2 separate regions of the Homo sapiens genome follow, and region 1 is linked to region 2. Evidence: read pairs that join two places in POLR2A ChIA-PET (ENCODE). Cell type or tissue: PC-9. All regions are shown on one strand. Each heading gives the region's core, and the rest is flanking DNA. Links, peaks and the distances in the headings are about the cores only.

Evidence for each region. Peaks named below come from ENCODE experiments on the same cell type or tissue, not always from the same donor. Only the 100,000 strongest peaks of a DNase experiment are listed, where the experiment ranks them.
Region 1: POLR2A ChIA-PET joins it to region 2 with 8 read pairs; 7 of 35 experiments call an interaction of 5 or more read pairs at or near these places.

Annotation. Positions count from the first base shown.
Region 1 is chr16:69,449,982-69,458,335 of GRCh38, reverse strand. All of the region lies in intron 3 of CYB5B (cytochrome b5 type B), which reads right to left. Among named protein-coding and RNA genes, the nearest start is that of CYB5B, 30 kb to the right of the region's middle. RefSeq lists a silencer at 3,143-3,360. In PC-9, for the core only: no CTCF peak of the experiment used is centred there; no DNase peak of the experiment used is centred there; H3K27ac peaks cover 2,227 bases.
Region 2 is chr16:69,371,979-69,376,978 of GRCh38, reverse strand. It overlaps TERF2 (telomeric repeat binding factor 2), which reads left to right. Exons shown (of 10, transcript NM_005652.5): 4 at 4,624-4,710. Among named protein-coding and RNA genes, the nearest start is that of TERF2, 12 kb to the left of the region's middle. RefSeq lists an enhancer at 4,954-5,000. In PC-9, for the core only: no CTCF peak of the experiment used is centred there; no DNase peak of the experiment used is centred there.

The DNA of each region.
Region 1 (8,354 bases), core at 1,348-6,347, 80 kb before region 2:
AGTGGTTGCCTAGGGCTGGTGTGAGGAGGACGAGTTGTGGGGAAATGGAAAACGACTGCTAATGAATATGGGGTTTCTTCTTGGAGTGAGGAAATTGTTCTAAAATAGACTGCACAGTTCTGTAAATACACTAAAAACCATTGATTTGTACATTTTAAATAGGTAAACTGTATGGTATGTGAATTGTATCACGATAAAGCTGTTATTACAATTTTTTTACTCAATTCAAGTATCAAACGAGTTATTGATTCCATTAACCAGCTGTATAGTACAAAAGGCCTGCTAACTTACTGCCAGAGGACAATAACCCTTTAGCATAGGTTGCTGCTGCCCAAAATACCATCTTTGCAAAATGTAGAAGTATATCAGGGTATGAACATGGAATATTAGCTCTGCTTAACCACCGTTTTCAATAATCTCCAAGAATTTCCAGAAACCAATCACATTGGCCCCAATATACTTTAGAGCAGTCCATGAAATGAGTTTTAATTTCATATATCCAAAACACTGTCATGCAAATGAATACATGCCCCAAACCTGAAAGAAATTAGTCTGTAGGCAAGAAAAATGGCAAACGAAAGGTTTTAAAGAAACCATATTAACATACTTCTATACTTCTTTAAGACTTTAATGATTATCATTATCTGGGACATTTCAACTAGTCTAGTAAGGATCCGATTAATTAAAATGAGTTACAAGTCAATCTTTGAAAAATACAACAAATGTTACTATCTACAGATTCGGAAGGTAGGAGTGGTAGCGATGGTAGTATGTGCATCAAGTTAATTTATAATGCTGCCTTTTAAAATAAATATTCCACTACAGTAACCGAGAAATAATTGAATTCCATCAAGAAAATGTTCATGGTCTTTTATGCTTTAGCTACATAAATACCAATGATTTATAGACAAAAAATGTAGTTACTATTTTTAAAAGGGATAATTTGAAAGGCTTATATGAGAGCATCACAGCATAATATATGTATTATGATGTTTAATCTATAATTAGAGTAAAAATCATATACTTCATATAAATGGATTCTCTAAATTTCAAAGCTTTTAGCCTCTTTTACAATCAAAAGCCCTGGATCTCTGCTAAGTAGGGTGAGCCTTAGAAAAAGGTAATAAGCAACTGAAGAAGAAAGAGAACAAAGACAGCCAAAACCGTACTATGCTGAAATGTAAAAATTTCTAAACAATAAATAACTTAAAACATATGGTGTTCTTTGAACTAAGTACTGCAAAATGTGCCTGTTTTAAGATCAATCCATCCCTGGGGACGCAAAAAAAAGACCAACCTGTCTAACCCATTAAAGGAAAGAGAAGAGAAAGAGGCATACACTCCCTTTAGGATACTGATAGCCAAGTAGATGCAAACCATAGTGACCCCACTTTTAATCAAATACATAATAATCAAAGAGATGTTGAAGGCACAGCTCTTAGCAGCCAGGACTCTCAGCCAAATTTGGAAATAAACCAAATCGCTTGTTTTTAAACTGAAATGAAAAAAGTTCTATTAACACATAACCTCCCTTCACCTCCACCCTTCCCCTAGGCACAGTTCCCCCCAGTCTTCATTTCCACAGCTAAGCACTAGACTAAAGCTAATGGATGCTTAAGTGAAAAGCTTACAGTTTATAGTTGACTTTAATTTATCCCTTCAGGTATTGAGGCATATCTAGCTGGTTATGTCCATGCCCAGATTTTAATGCTCTCAATCTTTGGCCTGGAAAGTAATAATTGCAATACTATGATTTTAGTTACAAGTGGTGAATCAAATCCAAAGTTCTTCCAGCATAACCCCTACCAAGCAATTAATATGCATGCTTCTTTTTCTTCGAAAAGCTTAGAATACACTGGCAAACAACAAAATTGCTGTGAGTTTTGGTATTATAGGTTCTAAAACAAATTGCTGTTAAGTCTACTCTGACTTTAGCTCAAAACTCATGGAAATTAACTGTTTAAATAAAACTGGTTCCTCAAGTTCAAGGTTCATTAAGGCTTTAATTCCCCACTAAAATAAATAAGTAGGGCTGGGCACCTTGGTTCACATCTGGTGAATCCCAACACTGGGAAGGCTGAGGCAGGAGGATCACCTGAGCCCAGGAGTTCAAGGCTATAGTGAGCTAGGATTGTGCCACTGTACTCCAGCCTGGAGGACAGATCAAGACCCTGTCTCAAAAATAAATAAATATATTTATATACATATAAACACAAAAGACGGACTTTTTAGGGAAAAAGGAAATATTTTGTAATACCTGAATAGAATATTTATAAAGCTGCTCAAAATTAAAATTATATCTAATATCTTCAAGCCCAATGTTATAAATCAGTTTCCTCGTTTGTAAAACGAAAAGCTCAGATCAATGTGAATTCTAAAGTCATATTCAATTATCTCAACACAATTTTCTGAGCCAAGGACATTGTGGTGAAACCTAGAGCAGCAGGCTTCTAAAGGGTAGAGAGAAGAAAACACCATTCTCTTATGTCTAGGAAGACTGAAGAAGCACTACCGTAAGTAGATTTTTCTCTCTTCCACCAGCTACATAGAGGAGTAATTTCCCAGATCCTTGTCGCACCATAAGCACTGACCCAATTTGATAAGATTAAGAGAATGACAAAAAGGCCAGTCGCGGTGGCTCATGCCTGTAATCCCAGGCATGAATTACATGAGAGGCCAAGGTGGGCGGATCACGAGGTCAGGAGATCAAGATCATCCTGGCCAACATGGTGAAACCCCATCTCTACTAAAAATACAAAAATTAGCTGGGCATGGCAGTGTGTGCCTGTAATCCCAGCTACTCAGGAGGCTGAGGCAGAAGAATCGCTTGAACCCGGGAGGCAGAGGTTGCAGTGAGCCGAGATCACACCGTTGCACTCCAGCCTGGTGACAAGAGTGAGATTTCGTCCCCCCACCAAAAAAAAAAAAAAAAAAAGAGAACAACAAAGAAATGTCTCAACTGGCAACCACATAGAAAGGATGTGGGGGTCAATGGGTGTGGATTTCACGATGAACTTTGTTTATGAGAAAACATGAGAGAAGAGCACACACTTAAGGAATGGAGTGTACTTTGTCATCAGGACATAAATGTAGGAAAGAATGAACCAGAATCATGATTATGACGCATTACGACAGACAGGGAAGCCGGGTGCAGTGGCTCATGCCTATAATCCCAGCACTTGGGGAGGCCGAGACAGGCGGATCATGAGGTCAGGAGCTCGAGACCATCCTGGCTAACAGGGTGAAACCCCATCTCTACTAAAACTACAAAAAAATTAGCTGGGTGTGGTGGCACACACCTGTAGTCCCAGCTACTTGAGAGGCTGAGGCAGGAGAATCACTTGAACCCAAGAGGCGGAGGTTGCAGTGAACCAAGATCGTGCCACTGCACTCCAGCCTGGGCAACAGAGTGACACTCTGTCTCAAAAACAAAACAAAACAAAACAAAAACCCCAAAAAACAGGGCATTATACCTTCAGCCTATACAGCTTACATTTAGGCTTTCAAAAGCTTAAAAGGCAAATATAAGGTATATAAAGACTTTATGTTTTAATTCCTACATTGCTATTCCAAGAGGATTCTAAGTATTTAAAATTGGAAAAAGTAGATTTTAAGCCACAGGACACCTTTGGCAAATGTAATGGGTATTTAGGTGGTCTGGTAGAGACTGTGTAGCTTTGAATTTGGAACACTTTGGTATCCCTGTGGCCAGTAACTTATGAAAAACAAGTTGGGAACTTCTGGCTTCAAATTCTAAACTGGAAAAGATTTCTCCCCCTTAATACCATGGACCTTATAGCATGAGCTAACACTATATGAATTTTAATATTAGGTTCATTTTACCACCTAAAATGTTTTGAGTATTGAAGGTATATGATTTCAGCATTTTACAGTCCCAACTATGACACAGTCATGTGGTATGGATCTTGAGGACAGCCTTCTCATGAAGCTCCAATGTACTAAAATATTCAAGTCAGTAAGAACCATTTCTTTCTGGATGTGAATATAATTTAACAATTACTGCCTTGCAAAGTATATAATCCTAGAGTCAAACCGTTATATAAAAAAATTTCCCTGTAGATATGGCAAAATTCAAAGATGAAAAACAGCCCCTAAAACAAATTGCTATAAACTCTCTTAAGAACTCATTGTGATAAAATATATAACACCTCACTCAAGAAAAAAAATTAACACATTCACAGGATGATCTCTATCAGGACTTAAGAAGTGAAAAATTTGTTATAACATTGGAGGGCTGATTTGAAAAGAATGTTTCCTTACCCTTCTGAACCCTGTTTTGCAAAACTATACATCATTTCTAAGTAGAGCTTTACCAATAGAAGACATTAGTCCTTGAGAACCCTCAGCAAAGGGTATTTTGTCTTTCAGGAGTAATTTTGTCATCACATTCTATGCTTTCTTTCAAAAGATTATGTTACAAAATATAAGTGTATATGAAAATGGGAAATAAGCCAGGTGCAGTAGCTGGTGGCTCATGCCTGTAATCCCAGCACTTTGAGAGGCCAAGGCAGGTGGATCACCTGAGGTCAGGAGTTCGAGACCAGCCTGGCCAACATGGTGAAACCCCATCTCTACTAAAAATACAAAAATTAGCCAGGCGTGGTGGTAGGCGCCTGTAATCCCAGCTACTCAGAAGGCTGAGGCAGGAGGAGAATGGCTTGAACCCAGGAGGCGGAGGTTGCAGAGCCGAGATCGCGCCACTGCACTCCAACCTGGGTGACAGAGCAACACTCCGTTCCCCCGCCCAAAAACAAAACAAAACAAAAAAACACACAAGAAATCAGGAAATAACCAGACAAAATTCTCTGGTAAATAGCAATCACTGCTTGTCTAAAGGGCATCAGCATCCCATTCCAAACTTTAATAAATTAGGTAGTAGGTATGGTAGGGATATTAAATAATTCTTAAAAATAAAATTTTTAATTTGATGTAATCAACTAACTATATTTCATAATTATAAACAATATATTCCTTTTAGTTTCTCTCATAAAAGAAGTAAACTGTATGTTACATAATACATTATATAACAGAAAACTGTATGTATAATAAAAGTCAGTAGCATCTGGGAGAAAAAATGTAACTTTAAATGCAATTAATAGACTGCTTCTAACATGTAAAATTTACTAGATTTCATAAGTCAAGCTTCTTAAGTTAAAAATGAAGTTAAAAAAACACGTTAAGCCTCTATGGAGACAATTTTATTTGTTTTAAAAAACAGATCAAATCCTTCGAAAGCAAATGTCATCACATCAACACTTTCATCTATGGAATACTAAATATCTACTTAAAAAATGAGAAAGATCTTTTTTTTTTTTTTGAGACAGAGTCTCGCTCTCTCACCAGGCTGGAGTGCATTGGCACAATCTCGGCTCATTGCAACCTCCGCCTCCCGGGTTCAAGCGATTCTCCTGCCTCAGCCTCCCGAGTAGCTGCGACGACAGGTGTGCACCACCACGCCCAGCTAATTTTTGTATTTTTAGCAGAGACAGGGTTTTACCATGTTGGCCAAGATGGTCTTGACCTCGTGATCCACCCAGCTGGGCCTCCCAAAGTGCTCGGATTACAAGCGTGAGCCACCGCCCCCAGCCCAAAAGATGTTAATAAACTGACAAGAAATAATGATGAATAAAAAAAAAATTTTTTTTGAGACAGGGTCTCGTTCTGTCACCCAGACTAGAGTGCACTGGCACAATCTTGGCTCACTGCAACCTGTGCCTCCCAGGTTCAAGCCATTCTACCGCCTCATCCTCCCATGTAGCTGGGACACCACCATTCCCAGCTAATTTTTGTATTTTTAGTAGAAACGGGGTTTCGCCATGTTGGCCGGGCTGGTCTCGAACTCCTGGCCTCGTGTGATCCGTCCACCTCAGCCTCCCAAAGTGCTGGGACTACAGTCGTGAGCCACAGTGTGCAGCCAACAAATAAAATTTTTAAGTAAAGAGAAGCAAGGTGAAGAATAGTATGTATGAGGCTTTTTACCTTTTTTTTTTTTTTTTTTTTTGAGGCGGAGTCTCGCTCTGTCGCCCAGGCTGGAGTGCAGTGGCGCGATCTCAGCTCACTGCAAGCTCCACCTCCCGGGTTCACGCCATTCTCCTGCCTCAGCCTCCCGAGTACCTGGGACTACTCAAATTTTGGGCCTCCCCAAATGCTGGGATTACAGGCTTGAGCCACCGCGCCCGGCCAGCTTTTTACTTTTTTAAAGGAAATGATGGTTGGTTTGTCTGTCTATCCATCCATCCATCCTTATGAATGCATGGAATCTTTGGAAGAGTAAACAACAACAAAAAAATGATGGCTGGTTACCTCCAGGGAAGGGGAACTAAAAGTCTCAGAGCTGGATATACGAGGGAATTTTTTTTTTTTTTTTTTTTTGAGACGGCGTCTCGCTTTGTCGCCCAGGCTGGAGTGCAGTGGCGCGATCTCTGCTCACTGCAAGCTCCACCTCCTAGGTTCACGCCATTCTCCTGCCCCGAGTAGCTGGGACTACAGTTGCCCGCCGCCACGGCCGGCTAATTTTTTGTATTTTTAGTAGAGACGGGGTTTCACCATGTTAGCCAGGATGGGCTCTATCTCCTGACCTCGTGATCCGCCCGCCTCAGCCTCCCAAAATGCTGGGATTACAGGCGTGAGTCACCGCCCCCGGCCAACTTTTTTTATAGTATACTGTTTTGAACTATTTAAATTTTTTTTTTACCATGTACATTTTATAATACTCACTCAAAAAAAATGTAATGGGGAACAGGTCAAATTACTAGACCTATTTGACTACAAGATTTAACTAGTAAAGCAGTTGAACTATTATCTAGATAATATCTGTTGAAGAAATGAATGAAATGGTGCCCACTTTTTTAGTCAGGTTACGATTTGTATGCACTTTATCTCTTGAACTGATGGCAGATTAAGTGATAAAACAGCTAACCAAGAAGTAAATACATCATCAAAGAGAGAATTCATAGACCACGAATATTTATAGGTTACTTGCTAAAGAGCAGGCAAGCAGGCAGGCAAACTGGCACAGAGAGCACTGAGTCTGTTTCTAAGGTGAGTTTCCGTAACCAAAAACAAACCAGAAAAATGTTAAGTCAAATATAAGTAGGAGATTGACGGCTCTCAGCATGAGGGTTAATCCAGCAAGGAAGAGATTCACAAAGACAAATGGTTTTTAATTCTAGTTAGTTATTTTTGATTGAAGCGGGTTAAAAAAAAATCTGTTGCTACATCTTTAAGTTTTTAAGTCTTTACGTTTTTAGTATATTAATTCTGGGCCTTCAACTCAGGTACTATCCATCTAACAATAAAACAATGGTGACCATTAATTATTTACCTGTGTTATAAAAGTAATATGAAAGGTGTTTTCTAAAAGAATTAGGGAATGGTTACTGACTTACACTTTGGAATAGCAACATTTTGAGTGTTTCTTTCTTGGCGGGCAGTAGGGATGGTGCAGTTCAGACAGGGAGTAGAAGAAGGAGAAGAAGGAAAATGGAAATGAAAACTCTCTCCCATAGGCTGAAGATACTTTTTAATTTGACTTTTAAAAATCACTTCTTCATAAAGATTCAGAAACCATGAACCAAGAGAAAGGAAGGTAACCAATGAAATGAACTCCATTTCCATTTCTTAATGGTGAATGTTTAAACCAGATAAAGTATGGAGAAGAGAGATACCTACATCCTAGACACCAAGTCCCTATTTAAACCTCTGTAAGAAATAAATCTGAGAGATCAAGAATTTCTTCCTGGAACTGAAGTCAGGTTGGAATATAGCTCTATAAAAACCTATGTAGGTGGTCTTGAAAATGTTCCAAAAGGCCTTTCTTGCCTGATCTGCCTGAAGTAGAGCAGAGTGACTAGAAACACAATAGCCAGACTCTCTACTTAATGAAGACATGTCCCTTGAGTACAGTGACATGAGGAAAACAGGATTGAAAACACTGCCTTTAGTCACTTTTTAACCCAGATAGGGGCTAAACTACATTTGGAGACTTCTAAATTATTATAGAACTTGGTGAGCTTAAATGCTTTCTTTTTCTATCTTTCTTACAAAAAAATCTAAGGCTCAATAGTTTTTTGGGTTTTTTTTTTTTTTTTTTTTTGAGATGGGGTCATGCTGTGTTACCCAGATGGAAGTGCAATGGTGTTACCATGGCTCACTGCAGCCTCAAACTCCCGGGCTCAAGCTATCCTCCAGCCTCAGCCTCCCCAGTAGTTGGGACTGCAGGCACACATTATAATGCTCAGCTAATTTTATGATTTTTAAAAAATAGAGACAGGGTCTCACCATGTTGCCCAGGCTGGTCTCCAAGTGCTGGGCTCAAGCCATCCTCCCATCTC
Region 2 (5,000 bases), core at 1-5,000:
TCCGCCTGCGTCGGCCTCCCAGAGTGCTGGGATTACAGACGTGAGCCATCGCACCCAGCCTAGCGGGATTTTCTTTCTTTTCTTTGTCTTTTTCTCAGTTTTTTTTTTTTTTTTTCAATGTGACAAGGTCTCGCTCTGTCACCCGGGCTGGAATGCAGTGGCATAATCATGGCTCACTGCAGCCTTGACCTCCTGGGCTCAGGTGCTCTTCCCACTTTACCCTCTTGAATAGCTGGAACCACAAGCATGTGCCACCTTGCCTGGCTAATTTTTTTTTTTTTTTTTTTGGTAAAGATGGGGTCTCCCTGTGTTCCCATATTGCACAGTCTGGTCTTGAACTCCTGGGCTCAAGTGACGCTCCCACCTCAACCTTCCAAAGTGCTGAGATTGCAGATTTGAGCCACCCTATCTGGCCTCAGCAGGATTTTCTATAGATACAGACTGGCTAATTCTAAAACATATGGAAAAGCAAAGGAATTTAAATAACCAAAAAGTGTTATATTGAAAGAAAAATTTGGATTCATACTACCCAATTTTAAGAATTATGAGAAAGTTACAGTAATTACGACTATAGAGATTAGTAGAACAGAAGAGAGCATCTAAAAACAGACCCACACAAATATGACTGATTGATTTTTGACAAAGATGTGAAGGCTATTCAATGGGAAAAGGATGGTCTTTTCAACAAATGGTATTGAAACAATTGAATGTCCATATGCAGAAATGAACTTTGACCATAAGCTCACATCTTGTACAAAAATTAACTCAAAATTATAATCTAAATGTAAAATGTGAAACCATAAAACTTAGAGGAAACATGAAGGAATCTTTATGTCCTGGAGTTAGGCAAAAAAATCTTAGATAATAATTTAAAAACATCCATAAGAAGAAAAATTGATGAATAGGACTTAATCAAAATTTTAAACTTTTGCTCTGAGAAAAACACTGTTAAGAGAATGGAAAAGCAATCGACAGGTTGGGAGAAAATATTTACAAATCACACCTGACAAAGAACTGGTATCTAGAGTATATGAAGAGCTCTCAAAAGAAACAAGTCTATACAACCCTAGTTTTAAATGGGCAAAAAGCTCACCCAAAATAATGTAGATGGTAAAAAAAAATTACATGAAAAGATGTTCAACATCATTTACTCATTAAGGAAATACAAATTAAAACCACAGTAGATTCAAATACCAATTAGAATGGACCAAACTTTAAAAAATACTGATAGTGGGGCATGGTGTCACATGCCTATAATCCTGCTACTTGGGCACCTGAAGTAGGAGGATTGCTTGAGGCCAAGAGTTTGAGTTCAGCCTGGGTGATATAGACCCTATCTCAAGAAAAATTAATTAAAAAAAAACCCTAACTATAAAAAGTGTTAGTTACATATTTCAAAACATCATGTTGTACATAAGTATGTGCAATTTTCATCTGTTTTTTAAATAGAGATGGGATCTCACTGTTGCCCATGCTGGACTTGAACTCCTGGGATCAAGTGATCCTCCTACCTTGGCCTTCTGAAGTGCTGAGATTACAGGCGTGAGCCACCACACCTAGCCTATTTTTTAAAAAGCACTAGTGAGGATGTGGAGCAACTGGAACTCTCATATATTGCTGATGGGAATGCGGGATGATACAGCTACTCCAGAAAGTAGTTTGGCCATTTCTTATAAACACATTTTCCATGAGACCATGCAATCCTATTCTTGGGTATTTACCTTAGAGAAATGAGAAGTTTTACCTTAGAGTAAATGAGACTGTTTTAGCATCTCTATTTATAATAACCATAAATTGCAGACATCTCAAATGTCCTTCAGTGGATGAATGTATAAACTATAGTACATGCATGGAATGGAATACTGCCCAACAACAAGAAAAAGTGAACTATTGATAGTGTACCAACATGGATGGACCTTAAAGGCCTTATACAGAGTGAAAGGAGCCAAGCTCAAGGCTACATCCTTTAAAAAAAAAGTCCTACACACTTACGGCTTTTTTGTTCTTGTTTTTTGAGACGGAGTCTCACTCTGTTGCCCAGGCTGGAGTGCAGTGGCGCAATCTCGGCTCACTGCAACCTCTGCCTGTCAGGTTCAAGCAATTCTCCTGCCTTAGCCTCCCAAGCACCTGAGACTACAGGTGCGCACTACCATGCCCGTCTAATTTTTGTATTTTAAGTAGAGACAGGGTTTCACATGCTGACCAGGCTGGTCTTGAACTCCTGACCTCATGATCTGCCCACCTCAGCCTCCCAAAGTGCTGGGATTACAGGCGCGAGCCACTGCGCCTGGCCCTTTTTTTTTTTTTTTTTTTTTTTTTTTTTTTTTTTTTTTTTTTTTTTTTTTTTTTTTAAAGAGAGAGAGGGTCTCGCTTTACTGCCCAGGCTGGAGTGCAGTGGCATGATCATAGCTCACTGCTGCCCTCAAATTCCTGGGCTCGGGTGATCCTCCTACCTCTGCCTCCCGAGTAGCTAGGACCACAGGCACACGCCACCATGCCTGGCTACTTTTTTGTAGAGATGGGTTTTCACTGTGTTGCCCAGGCTGGTTTCAAATTCCTGGCCTCAAGTGATCCTCCTGTCTCAGTTTCCCAAAGCACTGGGATTACAGTTATGAGCCACCGGGATCAGTGGTTGCCAGGGTTAGGTGTGACTACACAGGACAGCCAAGGCAGGGTTTTGGATCCTCATTGTAGTGGATGATACAGGAGTCTACGTGTGTTAAAATTCCAAACCAGATGTCCTAAACAAGTTAATTTTGTTGTATGCAAGTTAAATAGAATTTTAAAACAGTAAGACCTGTATGATTAAAAAAGTAAAAACTTTGTATTCAAGAAAGTAAGTATAGTTTGAGCATATGTTTTTCTGCTGAAAGTGATGTATAAATGGATATGGTCATCTGAGTAAAATGAAGACTTACTTTGTACCTTCCCTGTGCAGCAAGAACTGTGCCTGCATATTCAAGGGCGTTTGACATCAGTTGCCTTCCGCCCTGTATGGCTGTGCTTAACACGTTGAGGATAGAAGCAACAGATTAGTACTTAATGAATTTCCTTGCTATTCTTCCCCTTAGTCTGTGTCTCTGTACATTCTTCCCTGTGAAGATCAAAAATATCTGTGAACCAATTTTCCTTTTATTGTTTGTTTTGAGACGGGGTATCGCTCTTTCGCCCAAGCTGGAGTGCAGTGGTACAGTCACTGCTCACTGCAGCCCCGATCTCCCAGACCCAAGTGATCCTCCTACCTCAACCTCCCGAGTAGCTGGGACCACAGGCACACACCAACATGCCTGGGTAGGTGGGTTTTTTTGGGGGAGAGACAGGGTCTCCCTATGTTCCCCAGGCTGGTCTCAAACTCCTGAGCTCAAGCGATCCTCCCACCTTGGCCTCTCAAAGTGTGGGAATACAGTTGTACAGTTGTAAGCTGCCACACCCAGTCGGCTTGCCTTTTTTTGTATGGTGGTCTTTTTAAAGAATCTGTGTCTCTCAGACAGGATTTGAGATAGCTACTTTATTCTATCATATAACTTCAAATACTCCCAATTTTTTGTTGGCTTTTCTAATTTTTAAAAATGTTCATATATATTATAACTTCCTTGTAAATGTTCAGTCACTGTTATTTTTCCTCAAGAGAACCTCATTCTCTTGAGGTTTCTTTATGGAAGGACTCTACTTTCTCTCTGTGGCTGGTGAGACCTTATCTTACCTGGAACTTTGCCCTTTTTATTTGCTGCTTGTGAATGACCTGGGTTTGTTGGCTTCAGTAGTTCCCTAGGTGCTTTAATTGAAGTTGCCAGCTGGGGTTTATGGTAGTAAGGGGTTGTCCCTTCATTCTCCTACAGAACTGGCCTTAGGCCTTTCCAGAATGGAACTAGCAGAACTCTGTGGTCAGCACATCTCTTTCTTTCCGCCTACAGTATATCCTCCCTCCCTCATCCCCCTCTTGCTTTAAAGCTTTTGCATCCAAAAAGAACAGAATCAATTGTTCTGGGGACCTGAAATTACAGGACGTAGAATGACTCCTGTCCATTCTGTCTTTCCTCAGGAGGCCCTATTGAAATTGGTTAAATGGTCTGTAATCCAGGTGATCAGATTTTGCTCTATCAGCCATGTAACAAAAGCCATTGTATTGTTGAAAAGTGACTACCTTACAAGCAGAAAGAGACAGCTTCCAGTGGTTCATAACACTTGAACAATAATTGTTTGTTTGTTTTTTTTGAGATGGAGTTTTGGCTCTTGTTGCCCAGGCTGGAGTGCAGTGGCGCGATCTCGGCTTACTGCAACCTCTGCGTCCCAGGTTCAAGCAATTCTCCTGCCTCAGCCTCCCGAGTAGCTGGGATTACAGGCATGCACCACCATGCCTGGCTAATTTTGTATTTTTAGTAGAGATGGGGTTTCTCCATGTTGGTCAGGCTGGTCTCGAACTCCCGACGTCAGGTGATCCACCCGCCTTGGCCTCCCAAAGTGCTGGGATTACAGGCGTGAGCCACCGCGCCTGGCTTTATAATTGTTAGTTTTTAAGTACAGAAATTTGATATGATGTGAGAGAGAGTTATTTTGATGTTTGATATTCTGATTACACCTGTCATTACAAAAGTAAAAAAAGATTTTTCCCCTCCTTTTTAGGCTGTCATTATTTGTATCAAAAACAAAGAATTTGAAAAGGCTTCAAAAATTTTGAAAAAACATATGTCCAAGGACCCCACAACTCAGGTAAATTTGATACATTTTTGCTCCTGTGACTTAAATTCATCTCATTGCTTTTTGTGGGGAAATAGGGAAAGGGTTCTTGGTCAGGAATATTACTTAAATATTCTCCTTTCAACATGTAACACCTGCAGCAAGTTATCTTTTATATCCAAGATAACTCACTGTAAGATTGGCTTTTCAAAATTTAGTTTTTATTAGAGAAATTGACATAAATTATTCACTTGCCTTATTTCTGTCTAGTTTATAACAGAACATTGATTTAAATGATCAGCACCAGGTATGGAGCTGACAAA